Linked DNA regions of Homo sapiens: region 2 is linked to region 1. Evidence: read pairs that join two places in POLR2A ChIA-PET (ENCODE). Cell type or tissue: A673. All regions are shown on one strand. Links, peaks and the distances in the headings refer to the core of each region. The heading gives the core; the rest is flanking DNA. Region 1 overlaps CERS6 (ceramide synthase 6). Region 2 has its middle 36 kb from the start of MYO3B.

Region 1 (4,000 bases), core at 1-4,000:
GGGTCAAGTGCCATGAATAATTCATTACTTAGAGAGACATTCAAGCTCTGTTTCTTCCCTACCTCTTCACAGCAGCTTTAACCTATTTTGTGAAGCAACTGACTTATTTCTCCGATATATTGTAGACTTAATGTATAAGAAAGGGTTCTGATCATTTTTCATGACATGCTGACTTGGCAAATTGTGCTCCTAACATAATGCAGTGTTCTAGGAAAGGGAAGTAATTTAAGGAACTTGTACACAAAGAAAAATTCCTTCAGTGCTTCACGTATCTTCTGAATTCACTGAAGAGACAAGGAGTTTGTTATGAATTTGAGGTTGGGCACCTAATTGACAACACAGTAAACCTGATGAGAAATCCCCAAGGGTGGCTGGGGATGACTCACCAGGTCCCTCATGCAGAATTTAAAATCGTTATGCCAGAACTCTTCCTTGGATGACTGCATGGAAGGGGCAAGATAATTCCCCACCCCCTGCTACTTCTCCTTTGTCCCTCCCTTCCCATGGTCAAATGATACTTGAACATCACCTTGAAGTATTCATTGCTGTATGATGATGTTTTCCCTTCAGTAGCATACAAAAGATAAAATACCCTTATATTTCCATGAGATAAAAACTAGAAAATTTGGTATACTAAAATCTTGATTAATGGAAATACTCTGGTTAACTCAGTGATAACTAGAAATTTTTCCTTATTTTGTTTTGTTCATTTATTATTAGTCAAAAGGTATAATAAAAAGCCACTGAAAAATATTTTACTATTATTTGATGGTTCACAGTCTTGTGCTGCTTCAGATTAACATCAGTTATGACTGCAGAGCACGACAGAATTAGCAGGTAGGAGGCTCGTTTGGAACAGAAGTGACTCAGGGCACTCTCTGGATGTTATTTTGGGAAACAATCCCAAATATTTCCCTATTTAATTAGCATACACCACTAGGTAGCAGAATTACAGCTAACAGACAATTCCATTTCATTAGATGCATTTTGCTATATTTATATATCAATTACAAAGACCATCTAAAAATATTAAGTGATTAAAACAGTACTTCTGTATCTCTCAGAATTTAAAAGCATTTGGAATTGTTTCAGTCTGGTCATTCTTATATGGAATGTATGCAGAATCATTTCTTTGAACATGTTTCCAATGGCCTTTTTGAACAATTTTAATAAATATTTTAATGAGTCCTAGATTCTACATTTCTTCATAACTTCGGAATAACTCACAGATCACAACACAATGTATTAGTCACCAAACAAATCAAATTAAATATTTATTTTGCAATGTCTCTTTAATGCATGGCTGCAGACTGTAGAATATAAAGTAGTCTTAAGACACAACTGTTTGTGAAAATTATAAGTGGGTTTATATGCCGTCCTTTCAAAAAAGTACTTAAGATAGTTACATTGGGTAGCTGCAACTTGCCCTGAGAGACATGGAGCTTGTTACGAATTTGAGGTTGGGCACCTAATTGACAACACAGTAAGCCTGATGAGAAATCCACAGGGTGGCTGGGGATGACTCACCAGGTCCCTCATACAGAATTTAAAATCTTTATGCCAGAACTCTTCCTTGGACGACTGCATGGAAGGGGCAAGATAATTCCCCACCCCCTGCTATTTCTCATTTGTCCTTCCCTTCCCATGCTGCCCTCTCTCTTTGCTTCACTCAGGAGCCAACATACAACACGCAATCATCAAAGCCTCAGACCAGGCTGCTGGTCACAGCTAGCCAGAGTCTGCATTTTAGTAGACCTACTTGTTTTGTGATTTTCTTTAAATACATTTGATGCTTGTATTTCCAATTCACTGACAATCCACTTTATAAACTAAGCATTTCTGTTTTATGACCAGCTGTGGATAAAGGCAGGACTTATTAAACTTACTAAAGGCAGTACTGTTTCCATCTGATCTGTTTCTATCTGATCAAAACAATTCAGTGGCTGGGATGCTCCTGCTTTTGAAAGCTACTAAGTCACTCTTGTCTGTCTTCTTCGACTGGGCCGATTCCGTATCTTAAGGAAAGACGCACATGGGCTGCAAAGTCTCAGTCGTCATTGTGCCAAACTGCAGGGGAAACGCTAAAATTTCATTCTCCATTTAACAAATATTTATTGATGGTTTTTTAGTGCTAGCTGTTCCTGGGCACATAACCTAATCAATATCTACATCCCCAACACCCACACTGTGCCTGATGCACAGCAGGCTCACAGTAACGTGTGATAAGCAGATCGATAAAGAAGAAATGATTCTTTATCTATGAGGAATTTGTGAAGTGTTTGCTCTCTTGCCTGGGAAACAAGACACAAAGATATCAAAAGTTAAATGATAATATATGATAAGACATAGCCCCACAAGGAACAGAAGGATTCTAGGGATGCCAATGATCCTGTGGTTCCGTCTCCTTGGCAACACTGCCATCAGAGGCATGGAAGAGGTTCTGCCAACTAAAGGACACAGCCAGCGTGGCCTGCTCTGATAGCACCACAGAGCCCTGCACTCTGGGATTCTGCAGGGAAGGTTTCTGGGATGGTTCTGGTACTGGTCCACACAGGGAAGAAGGCAAAGGACAGGCACATGGCAGTCCAAGGCTGAGCTTAGGACAGTTGGGAGGAAGCTCAGCATGGATGGGAGTGGAAAGTTGGCAGGAGAGACCCAAGACCAAAGTCAGGGAGGTGATGGGAAGTGAGGATGGAGAGCACTAGCCTGGTATATAACTGTGCTGTATAACAGCCTAAGCAAATAGAAACATAGTTGACGACGGTTCTTCATCTGCTCTAGGACTTTCCATAAAACATCAGTTCTCTCAAGTAAGTGAGATGCCTGGTCAAATACACAATTTTCAAATCTCGGTCCTAGCATGAGACTTTATTACGACACTCAGATATTTTTAAAACAGATGAAATGGTCATACTGAATTTTCTCCCTAGATGGTAAACACATCTTGTAATACCTTGAGCAAACAATCTTTTTATTTTTTCTCTTCCTCCAGCAAAGCCTTCTCTGCAGGGACTGGGAAGGAACACTTAAGACATTAATTCTGTGTAGAGAGCGTTACTAGGACAATGCACCTTTTTTTTTTTTTTTTTTTTTGAGACAGAGTCTCGCTCTGTCGGCCAGGCTGGAGTGCAGTGGCACAATCTTGGCTCACTGCAACCTCCGCATCCCGGGTTCTGGCAATTTTATCCTGCCTCAGCCTCCCGAGTAGCTGGGATTACAGAGGCGTGTGCCACCATGCCCGGCTATTTTTTGTATTTTTAGTAGAGATGGGGTTTCACCATGTTGGCCAGGCCAGTCTCAAACTCCTGACCTCAGGTAGTCTGCCCTCCTCGGCCTCCCAAAGTGCTGGGATTACAGACATGAGCCACTGCGACTGGCCGGCGACAATGCATTTTTTTGTTGATTCAAGTCACAAAAGGAAAAAGCCTACTTAATCGAGAGCATATTCTGTTCTCCCTTCTCAATATTAAGAGTAATTGCCTGAGGTCAGGAGTTCGAGACCAGCCTGGTCAGCCTGGTGAAACCCCATCTCTACTAAAAATACAAAAATTAGCTGGGCGTGGTGGGTGCTTTTAATCCCAGCTACTTGAGAGGCTGAGTCAGGAGAATCACTTGAACCCAGGAGGCAGAGGTTGCAGTGAGCCGAGATCGCGCCATTGCACTCCAGCTTGGGTGACAGAGCAAGACTCCATCTCAAAAAAAAAAAAAAAAAAAAGAGTAGTTGCATTTTTTTTTTCCCCTAACGTGGACAACAGTTTTAAAGACTATTCCAAGTCTGAATGTATTCAGTACTTCACTCCACCCACACTGCCTTATTATTACTCACGAGACTAATGTTTAATGGCTTAGCCAGAGAGTTGGCAAGTCTCTTCTGCAAGAGACCAGAGAGCAAATACTTTAGGCTTTCTGGGCCATAACCCTGTCACAACTACTCAGCCATGCCACTGTAGCATAAAGCAGCCAAAGACAATATTAATAGATGGGCAAGGCTGTGTTCCAA
Region 2 (6,489 bases), core at 1,124-5,123, 1.4 Mb before region 1:
CTCTAGTTTTTCAAATGAACTCAAGAGGCTGAAGCGAAGGAGACAGTAAGCACAGAGGGATGGTAGTAGGGACATGCAGTGTCACCCATCCATACCAGGAACGTATCTATCTTTAGGAGAAAGGCCATTCACAATGATACTTCCACTAATGCTAATGAGATGTTAGACACGACAGCTTATAGACTTACAACAGTCCATGGATTGCCCACATAGAAGAGAAAACACAATTCAGTTGATGCTGAACATAAAATGTGCTTGAGGAATTCCCTTATTGAAATTTCAGCCTTTTTTTCATATTATTTTGACATTAAAAAATATACTTTGGGGGCCTCTCTCTAAAAAAAATTCAGGGCTTTTTTTTAGGACCAAAATTAATAAAGATTACTCTCTCAAAATACTGCTGTCATCCTGCCAAGTAAATAAAGTGACTACTCAACCAGAAATTGCACCTTGAGTCCTTAGTCATCACCAATCCAAATTCTGTTAGCTATTACCATTGCTTTGCTTTTTTTTTTTTTTTCTAAGCAAGTCACTCAGCACAAAATATTCTAGAAACATCAGAGTGATACAATATAGTCCTGAGGAGACATGGCAACTAGACAAGTGATTTTTGGGGGAAAAATATGGGTGTGGATTCTCCACCACTAAGGTCCCGGAGTGTGCTGCTTTAGAGATGGAATTCCTGGAAAGATTCCTTTAGCAGAGTTTTAAATTCACCCATCAAAGCAATAGCTGAGATGAATGTCTTGTTGGAAGCAGCTTAGCATTTTACTAACTAGTTCAACTTTTGTAGTCTTCGCACCAGACATTTATAGGTGATTGCTTTCAAGGAGGTAGAAAGCTGCGTACAGGGCACGTTGCTGAGCCTGGCGTCTGGCCCATCTGTGCCAGTTGGCTGAACACCCAGATTATGTAGAATGGGGAGACAGTAAGGTCAGGCTCCTCCTTCCACAAGTAGGTTTGGGCACCAGAGAAATCCATTAATATTTCTCCTTGAAAGAAACAGGCTTGTTAAACACAGAGAAAATGGAGCTGCCCCACATCCCACACTTGCTTTTATGTGTATTTCTAGCAAGTGACCAAAGACCAGTATTTAGGATTCCCACAGAGGACTGACTTTCTTGGTTAAAAAACATCTGCCAGATTTGTTTTTCATGGAGACAGCCACTTCCCGACCCCTGTAATATTCTTTCTGGTAAAAGATTACTGGGGTTAAAAATGAGAGTTTTATTAAATCCTGCCTGTGTCCAGTCAAGCCTTTTAGTTCTACACCACTATCCTTTTCACTTTATTCAAGTAGAGCGAATCTTCAATAGCAATCATTTGAAAACCAAACAGCTGTCTCCTCCAAAATTGCTTTTTTCTTTTCATCATATATCTTTCCCTAATTATTAATGCCACAAACACGTATCAAAGTCCACTCTGTGAAGTGGTTCTCCCAGGCCTGAGGACATCACTGAAGAAGACACTGTCCCCACACTGTCCCCAGCTGATGTTAGTCAAGGGAGGAGACTCTTGCACAAACTGTTTTCACATTTGACTACTACCTTCATCCTGTGTAGATAACTCAGCATCCTACTTCTCATTTTTATTAAAAATGTCTGAGTATGAAAGATATAGTCACTGAAAAAACTAAAAAGTACTGACATATATGAAGGAAATGAGTAAAGTCATGTGTAATCCTGTCATTCAGAGATATTTGTTAAAATGTTGGTGGGTTGTGGGGGAGACTCTTTCCAGAATGTTTTAAAGGTATGTATATACCCAATTATATCTACTATTTTGTAAAGTTTATAGGTGGAGACAAGTGTAAGAGAGAACAAAGAGAGGGAGAGAAACAGAAAAAGAGGAGTGACTAAAGCAAAGAGACAGAGGCAGAGCGGGGAGAGAGACAAGGAGGAAGGGCAATGGCAAGCTGGCAGGGTCCTTAAATCAATTTAGGTCTCCTTCCTCGCCAGGATGATCAGCCAGTCGCAGGGTCACGGGCCCGCCAATTAAAAAACCTTTTATCCTACTGTCCTTTCCAAGCACACTGCATCAATAAGCTAATCCAACCCTGCAGTTACCTCCTGCCCACAAGCCCAAGGCCACTGAAAATTACAGGAGGCCAATTCATAAAAAATGCACTGCTGTTTCCTGACTAGTGGTTTAAAAACATTCTTTTCCAAATTTTTAAATAATTATTTATTTAGCGTTACTTTATGCTTATACCTCAATATCTGATTACCTTGTCAAGTCATCTTCTGTTTTGGCAAAAAAAAAAAAAAAAAAAGCCTGTTCACAACCTGGCAAAAGATTCTGGCTGAGCCCAAGGTCACCACCATAGAGAAGCAGATTGAGGATACTCAAATCTACTAGCCCAAGTGTATTTTTGATTAAAAAATACAACCAAGCCATGTGTCAGAGCCAAGATACCTAAATGCATGGCCTTGTCCAGGCAAAACTGTAAGTGAATTTGTTTTGGACTTCATATGTGGGGGTTTTGATGTTAAGTAGACAATAGCTATGTTCTCATTCTGGTTAGAATAAGAGAGCAAAGTCTTAGGCAATCCTTATCAAGGAGTCCCCTGCCTGCGCTGATAACCACCCGGAAAGCATTCTTCATGTTTCCATCCGAGGACTTGACCACACCAAGTATTTACTCCCAAAGCAGCCAGTGAAACCCTCAAGAGATCTGTCTGGAGATCATCTGGGCAAGTGGGGAAGAGGACAGCAAAAGCATTAGGTTCATTGTCTTCTGCTTGGGAACAGCCACTCCTGGCAAACAGCAGTGACCACTCCAGGGGATGCCCAGCAGCAATGGGAGCCAGCACCACTCCCACCTCTCACAAAGCCCATTGCCACCGAAGAAAATGTGCTCATCTCAACCTCATTTTTGCCTCCTTGTGAGAGTCTTCCAACAGCTAGCCTTTCTGCTAGGCATTAGCAAGGATGAACACAATGAGCTCGTGATTGCCTCTGGGAACACACTACATTCTGTAGTTGTTTTAAAAATCATGAAATAACTCTCAGCCACGACCAACAGTGTCTGTCAGTGGACTGTGTAAGGCACTGGGAGGGCAAGCAATTTTCTCTAAATGCTTCCTGATGATCCATTCTCCGGATCTCCCTTATCTCCTCCCATCTGAAGACAGACTGCCAGCAAAGGCACTCCCTGGCCAGCTTCAGGGCCGGCAGAACGGCATAAATCAGTTTTAGAGCAGTGGTTACAATGAGGGTAAGGAAAGCTACATGCATCTGTCCTCTCTCCACTATCCTAAACCTTGTCATCTTATTATCTGATAACACTGGCATGGCCTTCCAACAGCTTCCCTCTGCCCCGCAGAGGGGCGGCCTTGGAGACCGGGAAGGAGGCAGGCCTGCCCAGCCTGTGGTGGGCAGAAATGGGAATCAGACCACCCACCTACCTACCTAGTGCTTGGAACTCTGAAGCTTTCCCTCCAAAAATGTCACAGGACTGATTGCATGGTAAAAGTTTTGGACTATAGGGGAAAAAACCAGGTAGGTAAGTTCACCGAAGCCCTGAGCAAGAGCCCTTAGGGGTGTGGGTCTGAGCAATTCTGCAGCCCACCTGCTTCCAAAGTGACCCGCTCAGCAACGATCTGTCCGTGGCTCCATCTGCATTGCGGCTCCCTCATGGTCTGGGCTACTCTGGGAGAGGAAGGTGTCACACAGCTAAGGGGAAGGGAACCAGCCCCACTCCTTGAGCTGCATTAATCCCCACGGGGAAAGCAGGTGAGGCCCATCACAGGGGCACAGCAGGCAGTTTACCGGAACGTGCAGGCGGAGGGGTACGCAGCAGTTTTCAATCATAGTTTAAGTCAAATTTACTGAAACCTTACTAATTTTAACTCTTCTGATGCCGCAGCTGACATAATCACGGTCACATGACTCGCAGCTGTAATGTTCTTAAAAAGGAAGCTTCTTCTTCAGGATGATACCAATTAATGCAGGACAGAAAGAACAGCCAGGTCTAGTTCTCCAAGGGGGAATGAGTGGCTTTGGAAATTCTTCCTCTTACCTTGTTTTGTCCTCTTCGGCACGTTCGCTGCTCACATCCAATGCTGCTGCAACGACAAGCAAAAAAACAGAATCATGACAGCCACCTGACACCCGAGGCCCTGCCGCCAGCCTGCTGGGGCCGCCTGAGGTACCAGGGTCCAGGCATTATTTTTCACTCCCTGTGCTCCTGGCAGAGGAGGAAGGGCCTTACCTGCCATTGTTCCACCTGACCGAAGATGAGACTAAACCAGGGGAAATCCTGCTCCCAGGAAAAAGGACTGGGAGAGATGAATAATTAATAATGCCCCAGAACTTGAAGCGGAACGGAAGGTAAGTGTGAGGCCTGGGGTGAATAAAAGAAACACTCAACAGGAAAGGCCACATTTTACCCCTAAGGAAGCTCAGAAAGGGGAGGTTCACGTTCATGTGCTGGGAACTGAGCCTCTCTTTCCAAATGTTAGTTTTGGACTGAGAAAAACCGGGCCGTGGGTTCCAAAAAATCCCAAGGGGACACTTGCTGTTGGGGAAAATGCCCGCTTTGGAGACTAGCCACCCTGGTGCGTGCACCCGGCTTGCCATGCATGCAAGTCGATTCTGAGGTGTCCGTGTTCCTCCCTTTCCTCTGGGTTCTATTCCTAGGAAACTTTCTTCTTCTTTTCGAAATTGTTTACTGTTGTAAGCACGATAACTCAACTAATACCATTCACTGACTCTTATCCATGTATCCTTTTCTCCACAAATATTTGCGAAGCCTCTCTCTATGCCATCTGTGCTAAGATACTAGAACTGAGAAGAAATGTAAGACCCAGAATGTCTCCAGGCTGCCTTGGAGGCCTGTAGTGCTGAATGCCCATGTTTGTGGCCTCCGCATGGCCATCTCCAACCCAGGCCTCTCCCGTGGAGTCAAAACTCACATACCCGACAGCCCACTCATGATCTCCCTCAGACACCTCATGATGTCCAGCAGGCATCTAAATGTAACGGGTCCCAAACCAGGCCCCAAACCTGCTGTTCACAGCCTTGTCTATGGCAACTCTGTGCTTCCTGTGGCTCAGGATTTTCTTGGGATCATTGATGCTTTCTGCATTAGTCAGAGTCTGTTTGAGAACTAGAAATCACACCATTATTCTCACAGAGTTTAATATAAATAATTGTTAACCAGGTATTAGAAGTCTGAAAGGCAAAAGGGGGCCCCGAGGCAGCACAGAGGTTGTAACTGTAGGAAGCAGCCTCCGCCTGGAGGGCTGGGGGAACAGAGAGAAGAGCTGGGCTCATCAAAAGCCTGCAGTCTCAAGGAGGGACCCACAGAGTTAGACCACTGAGGAGGGCACGAGGGCCAGTGGGTGCTGCTACCTCAGAGGGGCCCAGTGAGGCCGCTCCGGGAGTGTGAGGAAAAGCTAGAATTTGGAAATAGCTCCTGTGGTAGTGTTGCTGACAGGGACAGGAAGTCAACACAGCGGAACACGTCTCTTCTCTCTCCCCAGGCTTGTATCTCCCTCTAGCTCTGCTGAACATGGAGCAGGGGCTGGGAAAAATGAAGACTGGTTTGCAGAAACACTGGGTGAGAAGCATAAACTTAAGAACCAGCACTGCCCACGTCTTTGGCTACTGAGGCTCCACACACCTTTCTAAAAACTTTTTCTCTCATGCCCCACCTCCAACCTGCCAACAAATCCTCTGAGTTCTATCTGCAACATATTTTCAGGATTCTACTTATTCTCCCCACTCTGCTGCCACCACTGTGATCTAAACAGCAGGCCTCACTTGGATCACTGCAGTGGCCTCCTCAGGGGTGTCCTTGGCTTCCCTGAGAGTCAGTTCTCCATCCAGAAGCCAACAAGATTGCGTTCATTAATGAGGACTGCTGGAACAAATTACCACAAACTTGAGGGATTAAAACAACGGAAATTTATTCTTTTACAGTTCTGGAGGCCGGAAGTCTGTGATTAAGGTTTTGGTAGGGTTGGTTTCCTCTAGAGGCTGTAGGGGGAAGATCTTAGATGTTCCACACCTCTCTCCTAGCTGCTGGTGGGTGCTGGTGAGCCTTGGAGTCTTTGGTTCTTAGACGCATCGCTCAGGCGTCAGCCTGTGTTTTCCCATTACCTTCTTCTCTGCAGCTGTGTTCACTCCTTATCTCCCACCAGTCACTGGGTTTAGGGCTTACCCTGAACCTAGTATGATCTCATCTTGAGATCCCTAACTTAGTTACATCTGCAAAGACCGTATTTCCAAATAAGGTCACATTCACAGGTACTAGGATATATCTAGTCTTAGACATGGACATATCTAGATTTGGACATATCTTTTAGGGCTTGGTCTTCAACCCCCTGCAGTGATGCTGTTAAAACACAAATCACATCACATCACCCCTCCGCTCAAAATCTTCCAAAGAGTCCCAGCTCATCCTGAGTCCAAACTACACTGCTCCCGAATCTGTCACTTCCCCTTTCTGATTGCCCCTCCTTCTGCTCTCATGTTTCTCACACC

Evidence for each region. Peaks named below come from ENCODE experiments on the same cell type or tissue, not always from the same donor. Only the 100,000 strongest peaks of a DNase experiment are listed, where the experiment ranks them.
Region 2: POLR2A ChIA-PET joins it to region 1 with 5 read pairs; 1 of 35 experiments calls an interaction of 5 or more read pairs at or near these places.

The regions. Positions count from the first base shown.
Region 1 is chr2:168,728,103-168,732,102 of GRCh38, reverse strand. All of the region lies in intron 8 of CERS6 (ceramide synthase 6), which reads right to left. Among named protein-coding and RNA genes, the nearest start is that of CERS6-AS1, 56 kb to the left of the region's middle. In A673, for the core only: no CTCF peak of the experiment used is centred there; DNase peaks (open chromatin) are centred at 362 and 1,512.
Region 2 is chr2:170,139,357-170,145,845 of GRCh38, reverse strand. No RefSeq gene overlaps it. Among named protein-coding and RNA genes, the nearest start is that of MYO3B, 36 kb to the left of the region's middle. In A673, for the core only: no CTCF peak of the experiment used is centred there; a DNase peak (open chromatin) is centred at 3,105; H3K27ac peaks cover 179 bases.